2 separate regions of the Homo sapiens genome follow, and region 1 is linked to region 2. Evidence: chromatin contacts called from ENCODE Hi-C or POLR2A ChIA-PET data. All regions are on one chromosome and are shown on one strand. The core of a region is the stretch at or near the end of the contact, and the rest is flanking DNA. Distances in the headings are between cores, read along the strand shown. Region 1 has its middle 7.3 kb from the start of NAPG. Region 2 has its middle 190 kb from the start of VAPA.

The links. Hi-C counts contacts between places; a loop is a spot of excess contacts on that map. ChIA-PET counts read pairs that join two places held with the same protein, here RNA polymerase II (POLR2A). Pooled maps may share reads with other maps.
Region 1: a map of heart left ventricle shows a loop between it and region 2 (3-fold over the local background). The contact joins two enhancer-like sites. A Hi-C loop is called at or near these places in 5 of 168 maps with a recorded cell type or tissue (aorta, cardiac septum, heart left ventricle and 1 more) and 10 of 50 pooled maps. POLR2A ChIA-PET finds 5 or more read pairs at or near these places in 1 of 52 experiments (A549).

The regions. Positions count from the first base shown.
Region 1 is chr18:10,517,082-10,520,443 of GRCh38, reverse strand. No RefSeq gene overlaps it. Among named protein-coding and RNA genes, the nearest start is that of NAPG, 7.3 kb to the left of the region's middle. Within about 2 kb of position 1,388, at least 16 of the 41 ENCODE cell types and tissues checked have a DNase peak (open chromatin) inside an H3K27ac peak, as active enhancers do.
Region 2 is chr18:10,099,529-10,103,247 of GRCh38, reverse strand. No RefSeq gene overlaps it. Among named protein-coding and RNA genes, the nearest start is that of VAPA, 190 kb to the right of the region's middle. Within about 2 kb of position 1,712, at least 2 of the 41 ENCODE cell types and tissues checked have a DNase peak (open chromatin) inside an H3K27ac peak, as active enhancers do.

The sequences.
Region 1 (3,362 bases), core at 139-2,638, 420 kb before region 2:
CTGAAGTAAGTTGTCAAATGGCTGAGAAAGGGCCACCCCTAACAGATGCGCCAAGCATATTATACTGAGAAGTCCCACTTAGGTATACGTTGGCTGGGGAGAGTCCTGGCGTTCATTCCTTCTCCCGCGTAGCCTTATGGGTCTCTTCAGAAAACACATGGTGGCGCTGCCTGCACGTGCCTTTACAAGCTGCAAGCCGTCCAAACAAAAGTGGTTAGTTTCTGCCTCTTGGGATTACAGTCAGATTCTGGCAACATTTCGCATTCATAACTGAACTTTCCACATAAAAGCGATCTCTCTCACTGTTTTGTACACAAAGTGAGGCAGCATTGTCCGAGTACAGTAATGTTGGAAAGAGATGAAGCATTGTAAATGTTTAACAACAGATCTCTGTTAAATCCACTCTAACGAACACAACCGTTTTGATGAATATTATTTTTAAAGAGAGAGAAAAATACAGATCTTCCTTTGCAAGCTATCTTTGAATAAAAGATAAAACCAACACACTGAATTGGCTTAGTGGAAACCCGTCATGTATTTCATTAGACCACTTGCAGATAGCCTAGTGCCAACCTATAAATGTTCTCTCTTGAAAACCACATCCCATAGATATACAGCAATCATTTTCTTTCAAGGAGGATATATTCACGCAGTTACATTTTGTACAAATATAAAGTAGGCAAAATTGAAAGAATACAACATAAAACATGACTCATTAATGAAGTTTGTGAATTACTCATTCACAAACTGCATTAATGAATTTTTTTAAATAACATGTCTTCCAAATTAAGAATTCCTCAAGAAGTGCACGTTTGGAAGCTGCCAGGAATAAAGAGCTGTGGACTGGGTTTATGCTATTCATTCTTTAGGCACTCATTCAACAAGTATGTGTGGAATGGTTTCTCCATGCAGGCACTGTTCTAGGCTCTGGGAGACAGCCCTGAATGCAGCAGGGATTCACAGAGCTGACATTCTAGCACAGGGCATATGGGTGGGGTTGTGGAGTCCAGTAGGAAACTGGCTAAGGCGGTGTAGACACAGTGCTAGAGGGGGTCAACACTCAGGAAAACAAAGCAGGATGTGGGAATGGGAGGGCACCCGTGAGTGTGGGGTGAGTTTCTTCACCAGGTAGGTGACAATGAAATAAAGCTCTGAAGGAGTGGTGGCCTGAGACCTGGGATATCTGGACAAAGATAGTTGCCGATAAAGAAGGAATAGCAAATTTGTGAGGCAGAGTATGCGGGCGCCTGGCCCCACATTCCAGGGGAGAATGGGGAGGTGACGAGGTTGCAGGGGCCAAGGGTGACTTGGCTAGAAAAGCAACACATGACTCCCTTTGTGAAGATTGGATTAAAATTATGCAATGGTTGCATTAAGTTTGAAAATCTTCAGGGACACATTTCTTGCAACTTCCCTCTACTCGTGTAATTAGAAATGAATAAATGTTAATAAGGAAGCTGAAAAGGCTCTAATGGTCTAGAACGTTATATAAAGCTTACTGGAACATGACGTTCTCAAAGTGTACTAGGATTGCAAAAGCAGCCACAGGACCCTTATTTTCCAGATTCCTGTGGAGCTGAGGAGGAGGAATCACAGCCTAATGGAGGGACACATGGCAAAGGAGCATGGAGCTGTGTGCTAGCAGGTGCACAGCGGGGTCATGGCCACTGTTGTTCAGTGGGGCCACCAGATCACAGATGAACACTGCAGCCGTTTCACATGTGACTGCCCTCATCCTTCATTTCCTATCCCCCACTGCGTGGAGCCCTTGGGTCACAGTTACGGCTGGAGGAGGCTGTGGATTCAGAAACGCAGTTGTGGATAAGGAAAGGTTTAGCACTGCCCACAAATGAAAAGAGACCTTCCAGATTTAGAGAAAAGGAAAAAAGCAAACAAAACAAAATAAAAACCCTCTTTTCTCCAGCTCCCAACATAATCAGAGATGAAAGAAGACAGTTTTAGCCTGGTAAATAAGAAAATAAACAAGAGCTTGAAATGGATAAGTTTTTTCTTCTAAATTTGTTTTTGCAAAGGGTTTTTCTTCCCTGAAAAACAAAATACTAAAATAGCAAGTTGTGTTTTCATTTATAAATCCTTCTCAAGAGGAAATCTAATAATAACAAGGGGTTTCCATTGGATTCCAACTTATTTCATAATGTAAATATATTTCTATCCTCTGGGGAAAAAAGCTTCCCCAAGCCAGGTATTTATCGTTTAAATTTGTGATTTTATTCACTTCCATTTTTCCCTCTCTTTTACCTTGAACAGCCTCTCAAACTGAAGAGGAGTGTTCAGTTCTACAGCTTATTAGATAGGGCCTCTTCATTCAACGATGCAAAGTTTAGAAAGAACGTGGACGATGACTTGCTATGTTTTGTTCTACATCCAATCAGAAGAGTAGCTTGTGGCTCAAAAAGTCTTATCTTAGAAGATCAAATGTCCACATTTTAAGAGAGCGGGGCTGTATACTAGAAAGAAAAATGGATTAGAGTCAGTCATACTTTCAAACCTCAGCAGTATTTCTTATGTTATTTAAAGACATATATTATCTGGTTTCTTTGAGCTTCAGTTTCTTCTCCTATAAAATGGGAAGAATAATAATGTGGTGGATTAAAAATGGCAGCCAAATCTCTGACCCTCTTCCATTGAGAGGGGGACTCTGTCCCATCCTCTTGAATGCAGGTGGGTTTTGTGACTGCTTTGACCAAAAGAACAAGGATGTGATACTGTGCCAGTCTCAGGGCCCAATCTTCAAGGCACAGGCAGCTCCCACTTCCCATCTCTCAAAACATGAAATAGCTCTTGGAACCCTGAACAGTGCAACTCCCTTGAGGCTGCCATGATGTGAGGAAGCTCAAGCCACCCCGGTAGAGGTCTATGAGCAGAGAAGCAATGGCCAGCTGCCCCGCATCTCCCAGCTGCAGCCATTAGAGCCGTCCCAGCAAAGCTTCCAACCGTGAAGCTGAGTGGAGCTCCTCTGACTGTGCCCTGTCCAAATTTTCCATCCACATCATCAGGAGATACAATAATACTGTTTTAATCCATTGAGCTTTGAGATGGCTTGTTAAGCAGCAATAGATAAACATACTAAATGCTTATGTTGTGGAGCTACTGTCAGTTTTACAAATAATACCTCCAAGGCGCCTACACAGAATGGACACATAGGGAACATTCAGTAAATAGGAGCCATCATTTGTACTGTTGTTCTCATGATCTTCCCACAAGAGCGTTTATTAGAAATGTGATCAGAGAATCCTTTCTGAGCTCACAGAAGGCATTGAAATCCCTCACAGCTGACTTGCGTGGGAGTACACGGGCTTTGGGATGGCAAATCCTTCCTAGCCCAAGCCAGTCAGGTGCAG
Region 2 (3,719 bases), core at 463-2,962:
ACAAAAATCCAGTGAGCTCATATGATCCCCAACTTACAGACTGAGAAAGAGAAGCTCAAGGAGGTTAAGTAACTTGCCTAAGGTTATCTGGTTATTCAGCCAACAACTGGCAAAGCTAAGATCTTTGAACTCTTCTTTTTTTTTTTTTTTTTTTTGAGGAAGGGTCTTGTCCTGTTGCCCAGGCTGGAGTAGCGTGATCATGGCTCACTGCAGCCTCAACCTCTTGGGCTAAAGCAGTCCTCCCACCTCAGCCTCTTGAGCAGCTGTGACCACAGACACACATCACCACACCTGGATAATTTTTTATTTTTTAATTTTTTTGTAGAGAAGGGTTCTCGCCATGTTGCCCAGGCAGGTCTTAATCTCTTGAGCTCAAGCGATCCACCTGCCTCAGCCTCCAAAGCAGTAGGATTACAGGTGTGAGCCACTGTGTCCAGCCAGATTTGAACTCTTGCTCTTAAAACCTGACCCATTATCACCTCCATACATCAATAGTCCTTGTATCTGTTTCCTTTTATCTGAATCTGGGAAACTCACTCCTAACTTCCCTGGAATCTGAGACAGTAGAGCCAAATCCTTGTCTCCTCCACCCTCTGACACCCCACTCCCCAACACCCCACTCCCCAATCCATCACAGCAGAAGAAAGTGGCTTCTCCAGAAGGCCAGCCCTATCCCCTCTAAATCAGGCAAAGTTATTTGAAAGCTGACATGGACCCCTAAACCATGGACTCTCTATGGGGGGCAGGGAGGCAATGTTGCCTCCAAGGGCAGCAAAAATTGATTCTTGAGGGAGAAAACAATTTGGATGTTATAATGGTTTGTGGCTCTCTAAAACGCGATGTTATTCAACAAAATTATGTTTCTCCGTATTTCACTTCTCTCATTAGGGAGAATTTAAATTTCATTTGATTTTTCTTCTTAGGGAGGTGATCATGAAGAAATGGTTGAGAAACATTGCAAGGGGGGATCTACCCAGAATTGAAAGGCCCCTGAGAATGCCCCCAGTCCTACCTCCACACACATTTCTCCCTGAACCTGCTCAGTGTGAGCTGCTAACTGGCGGTGGGCACCTTCCCATCAGTCCTGAGGTCCCCAAAGATGTTCTTCATATATACATGTTCCAAAAAGTGAGTATTTTGGGACAGCAGATAGGTTTGGGAAACTCTTGGTGAAGTGGCATCAAGCTGTGGTCTTTGCTGCGGGACTCCCTGGTCTTGAGCCCACCTGTGGGCACAGAGGCTTTCCGGGAAGTGACTCCAGGCACAGCCTGAAGCTTTGCTGTCTCAGACCATCTTCTGGCATGAGGGCGCACTCAGCACACACTGCTTCAGACAGCAGTCACTGAGCCCAGCGCTCAGGATGTGGTAGCAGCACCACTGATTTCTTTTGATGGGATTTACTTTATTTATTTCTGAATTCAGAATGTTCTGATCCTCAACTCCAGCCAGGCTGGATTCAGAATGAATTCAGAATGTTCCGACCCTCAAGCTCCAGCCAGGCTGCACCCCAGAAAAAGCTACACAATGGAAGGTGGAAACAGGGAAAAGATCTACCCCTGTGTCATGGTTTGTGTCACAATCTACATATGCAGCATGACCCATCCACCCCTCCTCGAAATGCGCTCCCAGCCAGCTATCATTGCATTTCGAAAGGGTTTAGGAAACTGTCAATGAATATATGCAAATCCATTTATTCAGCAGGAACAATGGTCACAGAAGGAATGAAGGGAGAGGGGAGAGATGGGAGCTCTGCAAACAATTTCTCTTGTAAAGGGAATCTGCCAAAGGAGAGGAGGAGAAATGGAGACCCGGGGGACGAATGAATCACCAAAGTCCCACGGGGGAAACCGCAGTAAGGCCAAGGACGCAGCTCTGAGAGCTGTGCCAGGGCACTCTGCAGAGCCACACTGCCTCTTACTGCCGGTGTTATTTTAATAGCAAATGCCCAAATCAAAAACTGCAGAACAATGGGATTGCCTCACGGCCAGCAGCCTTTTCAGGGATTTCTGCACAGCACATTTTCATTTCCTCCATGTGACAGGACCACCTTCTTTGTTAAAATGTCACCCACACGATCCTAACCCATGCGGCTAAGACTAGTCCTGCCTTCAAAGAGTCTCTTGGCAAAGCTGAGGAACCTGGACACTTGCCAATAACAAAGTGTTTCCAACCTGGAATTTTGGAGGAGGCTTGTATGCTCTCTGTGACCACCTCCCTTTCTTTATCCTTTCTAAGCCTGGTGGCAATTTTCTGAGGGCAAGCATTTGATTTGGCCCTAGCCTGGTACCCACAGGCATCCTTGACTGATGGAACAGACATGACTGCTGCACACACACAAAAAATCTGTTTTGCTTTGTGACCTGAAGATATCTCTATACTGAATTCTTTATGGCCATGAATCTTAATCTTCCTTGTTTCATAAATCGCACTCAAGGCTGCAAGAAATCCTAACTGCAGAGCCTCTTGTTTTATGTGGCGTTTTCCATCCACATCTGTAAAAATCAAATCCAAAATTTAGTTTCCATCTTCAGAACCATAAAGCATTTGCATCAGAATTTTTCTGTTTTGTTTTTTACTTAGTGCTTTGTTTAAAAAACAAAATTTTTTAACACGTGCTACGTGCAAGGGCAATGGATTTGAATGACAGTTCTTGTGACTATCCCACTTAATCAACAACACCAAATGTCACCCCATAGCACCTTATGCATTGCTAAGCCATGTGTTTGCAATCGGCAATTGCTCTTTGAGCCTGGCCAGCATATGTTCTTGGCTTTTGAATTCAATTTCAGCAACCTTGAGAAAGCACAGCATAGGCTGGGAAGGAATCTGAATGGTATTAGCTTAACTTGGATTCTGTAGAAGCCAGATAACCATCCACCCATCTGTCTGCTCCAAGACGTCCATTTGCAAATGTGCACCAATCCCTCACTTTGTGCTGGGCCTCCAAGGCATGCATGTGCAAAGTGGAGGGAATGAAAAAGTCCGCTGTCTATCTGATGGAAGCTCTATGCAACCGAAGGACTGCTGTGCAGGGTGTCTGTGTGAAAAGACCTAGGCACATACAGATGGTGAACATAATGAGTCTAGTGAGGACCCTGCTGAGGACTGAATTTTAACAGGTCATTGAAGCTGGATAGATTGCTCACCCCTTGGGCTGCATCTTCACATCCTCAAACATCTGGAGGGAAACTGGACAGGAAATGTCCCGCTCATCTCAAAAAACCAGATGTGTGCCATGACATGGAAGGAATGTCCAGATGCCAGACAAATCCACTGCATTCCTCCAAGTGAGTCTTGCCTGGAGTATTTTTGAAAGGCAGATGAGGAACCTCTGATTGAGGCTTACTCAGTGTGGTGTAAATCAGCAGTCCCCAACCACCGGGCAGCAGACCGGCACCAGGCTACACAGCAGGAGGTGAGGGGCAGATGAGAGAGCATTACCACCTGAGCTCCACCTCCTGTCAGATCGGCCACGGCATTAGATTCTCACAGGAGCCCATACCCTATTGTGAAATGCACATGAGAGGGTTCTAGGTTTCACAATCCTTATGAGAATCTACCTAATGCCTGATGATCTGAGGTGGAATGGGTTCATCCTGAAACCATCTTCACCTGCCCCCGGCCCATGGAAAAATTGCCTTCCACGAAACTGGTCTCTGGTGCCAAAAAGTTTGGGGATTGCTGGCATAAAGCATTCTTTATGAAATCCTTTAGAAGAG